3 separate regions of the Homo sapiens genome follow, and all the other regions are linked to region 2. The links are chromatin contacts, found by Hi-C or POLR2A ChIA-PET in ENCODE. All regions are on one chromosome and are shown on one strand. The core of a region is the stretch at or near the end of the contact, and the rest is flanking DNA. Distances in the headings are between cores, read along the strand shown. Region 1 overlaps ZMIZ1 (zinc finger MIZ-type containing 1). Region 2 overlaps LOC107984245 (a long non-coding RNA gene). Region 3 holds the start of ZMIZ1 (zinc finger MIZ-type containing 1).

The links. A loop is a pair of places that touch in the nucleus more often than their neighbours do. ChIA-PET counts read pairs that join two places held with the same protein, here RNA polymerase II (POLR2A). Pooled maps may share reads with other maps.
Region 1: a map of PC-3 shows a loop between it and region 2 (2.9-fold over the local background). The contact joins two enhancer-like sites. A Hi-C loop is called at or near these places in 1 of 168 maps with a recorded cell type or tissue (PC-3). POLR2A ChIA-PET finds 5 or more read pairs at or near these places in 1 of 52 experiments (HepG2).
Region 3: a map of PC-3 shows a loop between it and region 2 (5-fold over the local background). The contact joins the promoter of ZMIZ1 here to the enhancer-like site in region 2. A Hi-C loop is called at or near these places in 3 of 168 maps with a recorded cell type or tissue (DLD1, PC-3 and endothelial cell of umbilical vein) and 2 of 50 pooled maps. POLR2A ChIA-PET finds 5 or more read pairs at or near these places in 2 of 52 experiments (BJ and Caco-2).

The regions. Positions count from the first base shown.
Region 1 is chr10:79,156,059-79,159,516 of GRCh38, reverse strand. All of the region lies in intron 3 of ZMIZ1 (zinc finger MIZ-type containing 1), which reads right to left. Among named protein-coding and RNA genes, the nearest start is that of ZMIZ1, 89 kb to the right of the region's middle. RefSeq lists enhancers at 1-751, 1,667-1,811, 2,454-3,305 and a cis regulatory region at 1,733-1,746. Within about 2 kb of position 1,821, at least 28 of the 41 ENCODE cell types and tissues checked have a DNase peak (open chromatin) inside an H3K27ac peak, as active enhancers do.
Region 2 is chr10:78,456,635-78,459,661 of GRCh38, reverse strand. LOC107984245 (a long non-coding RNA gene) reads left to right here. Exons shown (of 3, transcript XR_001747513.2): 1 at 1-1,742. Among named protein-coding and RNA genes, the nearest start is that of LINC00595, 190 kb to the right of the region's middle. Within about 2 kb of position 1,426, at least 2 of the 41 ENCODE cell types and tissues checked have a DNase peak (open chromatin) inside an H3K27ac peak, as active enhancers do; they include PC-3 and endothelial cell of umbilical vein, where a contact is called at or near this core.
Region 3 is chr10:79,067,625-79,070,777 of GRCh38, reverse strand. It overlaps ZMIZ1 (zinc finger MIZ-type containing 1), which reads right to left and starts at 1,812. Exons shown (of 25, transcript NM_020338.4): 1 at 1,508-1,812. RefSeq lists enhancers at 802-851, 2,053-2,898, silencers at 1,052-2,031, 2,292-2,361 and a cis regulatory region at 1,494-2,179.

The DNA of each region.
Region 1 (3,458 bases), core at 572-3,071, 700 kb before region 2:
CCCATCCCCACTCACAGTCTGCCCGCTATGCGGCAACCAGCCGGAGAGCCTGAACCCTGCCCAGCCCTGGGAGCTGCTCAGCAGCCCTGCTCAGGGCCAGACGGCGCCGGGCACCCCTCATGCTGCGAAAGGGGGGCTCAGGAACCAGGAGCCTGTGCCATGCTGTGCACACCCACCACAGCTCTGCTGGTGCCTTAGCCGAGGCCCACAGCCTGTGTGGGCTTGGCCTCCTGGGGAGTTCAGGGAGAAGAGAGGGCAGGAGACGAGGTGTAGCCCCGTTTGCTCCCAGCCTGGTCAGACCGCAAGGATAAACCACGAGGGGCTGGAGGGGAGCGCTCTTTTGTGGAAAGGCCTTGGTGCCACGGAGTGAGTGCAGCCTGAGCCTCAAGGCCAGTGGAAGCCCACCCAATCTCCCCATGAGGCAGGGACCCCAATGCTCAGATAGCTCTCCCAGGCACCCTCAGCACAGCACTCTCACTTCTGGGGTGTGTGAGACCCTGACCACACGGCAGCTTCTCACTGCGAGGCCAGAAAGGGCAGCGTGCCGACAGCAGCCTGAAACACCCCTCACTCTCACAGTGCATCTGAAGCTCCCGGGGGAGGGGAGGCCAGGACTCACTCCTGCTTTGCAGAACATGACACTGAGAAGGATGGGGCTGCCAGAGGTGTCCAGCTGGAAAGTGACAAGGCTGAGTCTCAGACAAGGCAGATGTCACTTGGGGGTAGGGACTGTCCTGGGACTAAGAGGGGTTCCCCCCATCATATCTACCTTCCCAGCCCCACCTCCAGGGATCCCTGGGAGGACCTGGGTGTGGGCTGGGGTGGAGGCACTCGGTCATGTTGACCCGGGGCTGAGTCTGACCCAGAGAGATGCAGGATCAGTCAATCCAGGATGCCTGGAGGGCAGTGGTGCCCGAAATTTAGGACCAGGGGTGGCTCCAGGGCTGCGGCTAAGTAGCCAGTTGCTCTCTACAGCTGCTAAGGCTTGGGAGTCCACACTTGGGGCTGAAGCCCTGGCCCTGGCCTCAAGGGTTAGGGCAAGAGTGGGTAGAATTGGGTTTGAACACTTGCTGGGTGACCTTGAGCAAGTCACTAGGCTTCTCTAAGCCCCCAGCTCCTCTCTAAGCAGGGGCCGACCGCCCTCCATTGGCTCTCACCAGAGAAGGCTCCAGGTTGCACTGGGGGAGGGGGCAGATGGCCCTGGGTGCTGTGCTGGGCAGGGGTTACACCAGGGCACCCTCAACCTGGAGTTCAGGGCTTCCATCACCAGGCCTCAGCTCTTCATGCTTGCTGCTGACCACACACGTGCCTTGGCCCTGATAGCTGTGAGGCCTTAACAAGATACGGGGTGTGCAGATGCAGACACCAAGGAGTTAAAAGCTCAGCCCATGGTGCCCATCCAAATCAGGGTAATTGCTCAAGGTTATAAGTGGCCAAGTGGGGATCAGAACGGTGGTCACAAGGGTGTCCACCCACATCTGGTCCAACCCGCCGCTCCCCTGGCCAAGCTGGCGGAACCAGCTCCCGCTACACTGATCCTCAGGCGCCTGAGCTGTTCTACTGTCATTTTACAGATGTGCCAAACAGCTGCTGGTCAGGCAACAGGCAGACTCTTGGGGTGACAGGGGATTCCCCAACTTGGAGAACCCCACCGCCACACACATCCCCTTACATGACCCCAGGGACAGGCCCCTGTCCTCCCCTGGCGGGCCAGTGCTGGCTCCAGGAGCAAGGCAAATATTTACCCCATGGTTATCCAAATGGGGCTGGCTGCCCCGCCTCCTGCATTCCTGAAATACCTGTTCCCTGACCTCACCAAGCTGGGGGTGGGGATCCAGACACAGGGAAGAGCCAGACCCAGCCTGGGCCAGGGTGCAGGCCAAGGCCCACGGGCCAGAAGGATGAAGCAGCCCTAAATCACCCCTCCAGCCATGCACCCACCAGAGGAGGCTCCAGGGTGCTCTGGACATTGAGCTGGACATTGGCCGGAGCAAGGACCTCCCCATGGACAACAAGGGGAGAGGGTCACACTGCCCCAGGGTTCTGTGGCACCAATGCCACCTCAGAGCTCCTGTCATTAGGCCTCAGCTGTTCACACTTGCTGCCAACTGACCACACACACACACACACACACACACACACACACACCCCTTATGCCTGCAGAGAGAACCATTCAACCTGCTCAAACGTGGTAGATTCTCCCACCTGCCAGGCTCCTTCCTCAATAACCCTGGTAGCTCTCACTGCCCCACTCCATCACTCCATCCTCAGCACAATCCTGTCACCAGGGAGCTGTAAGGTCCCACTTTACAGAGGAAGAAATCGCTCAGCAGAGAGCAAAGGCCACACATCACACAGTGGCAGAACAGGAGCCGCAGTCCCCTACATGGCGCCTTGTGCAGCTCTACGTCTCGTCACTGTCCTTTGGAACCCTATCCATCCTTCAATGCTCAAAGAGCCACCTCCTCCATGCTGCCTTCTCTGAGAGCCACCTCCAAGGTACCCTCCCTGAACTTCCAGACATGCTGGTGTTTCTTTTCGCTTGCATAATTAAAATTAGGTGCCTGTTTATCTCTTCAGCCTCGAGGCCCATAAGGACAGGGACCTGGTAGTCCTCATTCCAGGCACAGCAGAGCTGAACCCAGGGACTTGGTGCTCTGGGAGAACTGCATATCCTCTCAATCTTTTCACCGAAGAGCAGTAACTACAGTTGGCCTCAAGGAACAGAAATGAATGAGGACCTAGGAAGCTGGTAGTTTGGGGTCTGCGGGAAGTCCTGGGCGGGGCTGCCCAAGAGTCCCGAGGTACGCTTGGTTCAATCATCCTGTCGATCTTTACCTCCTGTGAGGAGGCTCCAGGATGCCCTCCAGCAGACAGTAGGCACTGTCTTCCGAAGCCCAGCCCTGGAAGCCCAGCCTGCCTGCTGGGCCTGCTTTCCGCTCCTTGCCACATGCCCCTCGGCTCCCTCACCTTTCTCTCTCCCATGGGGAAGGCTCGAAAGTGGCCAGGGAAGGGCGGACAGGCAGCTCTGGGCTGACCTGCTGGGAAGGCAGGAACACCAGGTGAGAAAAGTGCAGGCCTGGCAAGCTGAGATCGTGGGAAGTCGTGGCTGGTACCTGCTGCTGGGCCCTCAGGACGCCTCCATGTGTGGGAAGTTCCTGTGGCCAGAGGACATGCCACGCAAACCTAGGGTCCCCAACCTGGCACCGTGGGGACCCAAAGAGTGAGAACTGGGGAAGAGCAGCGGGGGGGTCTCTGAACTACCCTCCCCACCCACCTAACATCCCTGCGACTTGGTTTCCTCATTTCAAAAATGGGGCTATAAAGTGACTTCTAGAAGTTGTTCATTTCATTCATTCATTTCTTTATTTAAAAACAACTGATGACAATGCCTGCTATCTGGCAGAGAAGGAAAAGAAGGAGAAGAGGTAAAGAGTAGGGGTGGGAGGGGTGGGGAC
Region 2 (3,027 bases), core at 177-2,676:
CCCATCTGTCATTGAGGACAGTCATACCGACCTCAGGGAGGGATCAGGTGAGATAAATGTGATGATGACCAAAATGCAAGACAATTACTGATCATGAGCAGATGAAGTCTAGAAAGGGGGAAATTGGTCCACAGAACACAGTGGGTCAATGAGGGACTTAGAACGAAAACTCGAGTCTTGGGTTCCCAGGCCAGACCTCCTTTCACTGCACCAGGGATTTCAAAGTGGGATCCACAGATGTACTGTCAGGGGCCCTTGAGTGATATGAGAGTCTTTTTTTATTCTGATATTTTCATTTTAAAAATTGAAAAATATCAGTGAGACCCTATTGGGGTTGTGTGTGGATGATCATATTATCACCAACTAATGCTTCAGGAATGCAGAGTTCACATTTGCATTTGGGTTTACTATCATGTTTTTGCAAAATGAAGGCCAAATGACTTCATGGACTGCTGTACAAACAAAGGTTTAGCAATTGTTCAAACAGAGATAAGTGGAGGGAGGATTGAGTCATCAAACAGAACAGGGGACACAGACATGCCACAAATAAGCTGCTCTGCATTGAAGCTGGTAGAATTGTAGTCACTGTTTTGCAAGCAGGTGCCTGAGTGAATGCCACCTTGGTTTGCAACAACTTGCAAGACAACACTAGCAGCTGGAAATGGTAAATGGTATATAGTCTTACTAAATGGTACATATTTCTATATATTTTAAATTATTATATTTTGAAGTGCTCTATTAAGTTGATCGCTTCATCAAAATTCTAGGTCTGTGTTTAGAAGTGTGTTCATTGTAATACATGAAAAATATAATAATATTGATAATAACTCTAATGATGGTCTAGCATGTCCAAACATCAAAATGATCTAGTTGATAACAAGCGGAACTTAAATGGGAATGTATCCTTCTATTATTAAACCCAACGTTGGTTGTTTTACTTTCAGCAAAACATCATCTGTCACATTAAATTAATGCCATTAATTTGAATTTTAATGGTTTTGTAGCTTTATTTGCATTTAATTTGTAATTGTGTTTTGGTTTTACAGCTGTGTAAGAGCTAAAAGCATAAGAGATTTATACTTACTTTTATGTTTGTATATATTTAAGTAACAATATGATCAAAATAATTCTTATCAACACTGGGGGTCTGCAATGATAGCTTTCCCTTTAGAAGGCATGTTTTAGTCAACTTTAGGAATCACTGAGACTGCGCCACAGCACACTGCTCAATGCACAAGAGGGATTGCATTTGAACAGTACTAGGTGGGATTGGATCCAGCCCAGTATGTTGTGGGAAGGGCATGTGGGGAAAAAATTCCCCTGGGAATTTAGGTCCAGGCTTTTCAAAGTGCTGGGTTACTTAGTCACCATCTCAGATGACTCAGGGACCCCAATCAGCTACCAATATCTTTTGGCTCTCTTTCTGCTGTTCCTTTACCAAACAATTTCGTGTAATTCGGTGATAAGCCACTGAGAGTTCAGACAGAGATTCTTAACCTGAATCCTATAACAAACTTCGCTGGAGGAGAAACCCACAGCCTTCACCAGAGTGTCACCCGCATGCTTCCAGCATCCTCAGAGGATGGGGCCAGCCCCAAAATGCTGTGGGGGCAAGGGCTGGTGTGTCCCTGGACCTGACTCTGCAGCAGGCACTTTTTTCCTTGCCTTCCACTCCCACGTAAAAGCCGGCAGAGGAAAGAGACTGGAAAAGGCTGGGTCACTTCCCTGAGATGCACAGCTGGGTAAGTAACTGAGCAGGAACTTGAACTTGGGTCCACAGGACTCCAGAGCCTGGGCTCTCTCTGGCCTAGTAGCTGTACGTGAAGGGAGAGGAAAACAGAGCCCATGCCCCTTGTGCTCAGGGAGTTTCCAATCTCTTACATCTAGGACTTGTTCTCCTAAGGGACTGGATAGGAGTGGGACTCCTTCCACTGAAACCCCAAAGCCCAGGACAATGGGTGTCAAATGCCCCTACCATCCAAGGGGTATAGCTACCAGGTTCCTTCCTCCTGGATTTGTTAAGAGGCTTCTACACTGCCTGCTCCTCACCTCCTCAGTCCACATCCACCCTGCTTAAGCAGAAGAAAGAGAATTGATGTGAATGTGGAGGAAACTTTACGTAAAATACTGTGACTCGGCTGCTCCGTGCACTCCTGTAAGCTACTAGCAGGGGCTCCAGAGAACCTCTTGCAGAGATTGGGGTGCCTGTACAGAGAGAAGACTCATGCTTCCTTCCCCAGTTGGAGGCCCATTGCACTGCAGAAACTCCAAGCCCACCATGAGGCACAGAAATTTCCAGAAGAGTTTATCACATGTCCCCTGGGTTGTGGGGGAAGGGGGTGGGGACTTAGAGTAGGAACTGAACCTGTCCCACCTTAGAACTCAGGACAGGAGGCTGGCCGGAGTGGGGTGAGGCCAAGGGCAGCTGCAGCAGCCTGCAGGCCCGCCTTTGCCCTGGAAAGAGAATGTGAGCTTCTCCAGGGCTGAAAAGAGGCCATAGAAGGCGAGCAGTTTCTGGCACTGTGATGGGGACCCACCCCGGGGGTCACAGAGGAGGGTCCACAGAACACCCAGCACTGGGGTACCTGCCTTGACAGAGACTTTGAAAGCCTCTCCTTGAACTGAGGTGGCAGCAGTGGCCATCCAAAAAGAGAGGGTCTGCTTTTCTCCAGCTCCTCACTTTGCCTGGCCCCGGGGAAAGCAGGACGAAGGTGGATGCATTCATTTCCTAGAGCTGCCGAACAAACCCTACAGACTCAGAGGCTTAAGACAATTGAATTTGTTGGCTCACAGTTCTAGAGACCAGAAGTCCTAAGTCAGGGTGTGGGCAGGGCCGCGCTTCCCCTAACGGGCCCAGGGGATGATCTTTCTGGCCCATTCAATCTCCCGGCTCAGAGATGCGTGCTCCAGTCCCACAGCTGGCTGCTCCCCACTCATCTCCAAGTTGTCTCCCTCTCTGCTTGTCGGTCTCCCTGTCCAAATTCCCCACCATCCACCCCCCCATTTTTTTGTTGTTTTTTTGTTTTT
Region 3 (3,153 bases), core at 563-3,062, 610 kb before region 2:
CTCCCGGGCAGGCGCAGCCGGGGCTCCGGGCACCGAAGCAGGGACCCGGCCGTCAGGCCTCCCCGGTCAGGCAAGGGTACCAAGCACCCTTGGCCCACCTGGGAGCGGCCCTCGCTCTGTGACCTGCTGGAGGGACGAGGTGGGAAGGGAAGGCAGAGAAGGAAAAAGTTTGCTGCAGGTAGAGGGGTAGGGCTGGGCGGCAGTGCCGACCGGCTGTCCCCGGGGAGGGGTGGGGGGCCCGGACCGGCTGCCCTGGCGCGCTCCCGTCCGCCCGCCCTCCCGCCCGGGTTGTTTACATTCCTGGAGTGTCTTTTAAACCCGGGGCTGAGGCCGGCTCCCGGCCTTCTCCGGCGGCTCCGGGGCAGTCTCCCGTGAAAATCTGCTGGCGCACAATGGCCGGGAAGGCGGCCGCCCCTCGCCCGCGCCCCCACCGCTCCAGGGCGGGGAGCCTGCCCTCCGCACCGCGCCCTATCCCCGCCCGGCCGGCTTCCTGGACAGATGTCCCCAGCGAGGGGGCGACGCGCGCCCGCTGCCCGCGCCCTAGACGCCGAGGCCGCGCTCCCCACTGTTTTTTCCCCAGCCCAGACGCCAGGAATGTGAAGCAAGCTTCCAGAACCCGCCTCCCCCCCCCGACCCCGGCTCCAGCCCCGGCCCCCCAACCTCCGCCCCGGCTGGCCTCCCACTCCCCCGGGGCCACCGCCGCCGGAGACGGAGAGGAAGAAAGAACACGGGGAAATTACTTTCGTATTTGCAACGCGCGCGCGCACACACACGCACATCTTCCCCCTGGGCTCCCCTCCTGGCCGGGGCAGCCCCGTCCAGGCACTGGCCTGAGCGCCCCTCTGGCTTGCGAAGCCCTGGGAGAAAACCCTGCACACACACCTCCGCGTTTCTCGTTTGTACCGCGCGCCAGCTTTCCCCGGGCAATTCCCACACAAACAACTTAACCGCGCCCCCACCTCCCATTTACAAAAGTGTATGTTTTCCCTGGAAATTCAGACGCACAAGTTAACACCACCACCCCTTGCCATCCTGAAATCCAGCGCTTTCCCCAGCGGTTCCTGTACACACACAGGCGCACAACTTCGCATCTCCCCAGAGGAGGCGAAGGAGACCGAGGCGGTCCTTCCCTCCCTCCTCCGATTCCCGGTCCTGCCCGGCCCCCGGGTGTAGGGAGCGAGGGCTGGAGGCGCGCCGGCAGGAGGCGGGCACCGGGTCCGCGCGCGCACGACCACACTTACGCCCCGCACACCCTGACAAACCCGGCCCCCACGCGCAGCCCAAGCCGGCTCCGCGCAGCCGGGAGCTCGCCGGCCGCCGGGCCTCGGCCCCCGGCCGCCAAGGAGAGCGGAGCGGAGCCCGCGCCGCCGGCCGGTCGCCCCGCTCCGGGGGACACTTTAAGGGAAAAACCCCAGCACCCAATCCCCACGCTTGCACCCCGAGAGTCCCCGGGGAGCGGGAGGTAGCCCCGGAGCCAGCGGGCGCCTGGCTCTGGCCCCAAACTTACCGGGCGCTGCGAGCGCCGCTGCCGCCGCTGGAGGACGCGCCGCCGCCACCGCCGGGTAGGGCAGGCTCGGGCCGGGAGGAGCGCAGCGAGGGCGCCGAGATCCGCTCGGCTCCGGCTCCTGCTCCGCGCCGGCTGGGGCTGGGGTCACCGCGCTGCGCCGGCGTTGCTCGCTCGCTCGGCCGCCCGATCGCTGCTCGCCCGCCTGCCGCCCGGCCGCCCGCTCTCCCCGGCGCCCGCCGCCGCCGCTCGCTTTTTTAATGTCCACAGACAGTGAAAAGGAACTCGGCGTTAGGGGGTGAGTAAGTGAATCAACTCGCCCGGAGCCGAGCAAGTTGAAGTGTCAGATTACATTGGCTATTCTATTTCCAAAGGGCCCCGCGCCGCCGGCCGCCCGCAAAAGCCGGTGCGGAGTCAGGCCGGAGTGGAGCGCCGCGCCGCGCCGCCGCCGCTGCCGGCGCTCGGCTTGGCTCGCGCTCTGCGCTCTCTTTCCCCTTTCCTTTTCGCCTCTCCTCGTTCTCTCCCTCGCCTTTCCTTTCCTTTCTCTTCCTCTCTTCCTCGCTCCTCGGTCTCGGCGCTCTCCCAGCTTTTCTTCTCCTGGCTCCTGGTTCCCCGCTACGCCACCAGTCCACTCACCTCTCTCCTTGCCCTACTCCCTCCGCTACTCCCTGACGCCCCCTGCAGCCCCCAGCCCCCCTGCAGGCCCCAGCCCCAGTAAGTTTGGAGAGGGGAACAAATGCTGAGCCTAGGTAGGGACCACCTTGGGGAGGAAGCCAAAATCACACTGCTCACCCGAGAGCCCCTGCCCCGCGCTGGCACGCCCCCGCCTGGAGTGCACTCGTGGCCCCGGGCGCTGTCAGGTACCCGAATTGGGGTAAGCGAGTTGGTAACTGGACCTCCAAAGCCTTCCCCTGGGGTTGACTTTGGAATTGTTCCTACAGCCCGGGGACTGGTGGTTGGGGTGGGAAGAGGACCACCACCACCAAGGGTGACTTTGAGGGAGACTAGAGCGCGGCCCCCCGACAGCTGTGGGGGAGCGGGGGTGTGGTGGCCACAGTTGATCCGCGGCACCTAGCACAGTCCAGAGACGCGTGGATTCCCCTAGGCCCGGCGCGGAGCGCCCGGGGCGCTGTGCGCGCGGGCTGCGTGGGAGCTGCTAGGCTGGGGCCTGGCCCTCTGCCCCGGACTGGGCACTGCCAGAGATAGCGGAGAGCTAAGGTACTCACGAGGCGCAGTTGGGTGCACCCACTCGCGGGAGTTCCCCTAGCCGACCCACCCCCCCCCCCCGAGAGCATCCAACTACGCGCCCACTTTGGCTCACGTCCACTGCCACTCTCACGGAAACTCCTACAAGAACGGCACACACGTTCGCTCCCTCAGCATTGCAAACACGCTCCCCCCCAAACCACAAACGCGCCCCCACACACTCGCTTACTTTCCCTCACAAAGATGCCCGCTTACACGGCCACAGCAGGCACGCTCAGAGACACGCAGTTACACACACACATCGCTGTACACAACCCCACATACAATCAAAAAACAAAACACGAAACGTTCCCCTGGGCACTAAATCCTCACGTTAACGTACACACACAAACACACGCCCTCCTCTCCCACTTCCTCTTCCATACCCCTTCCTCGAGGCCCCC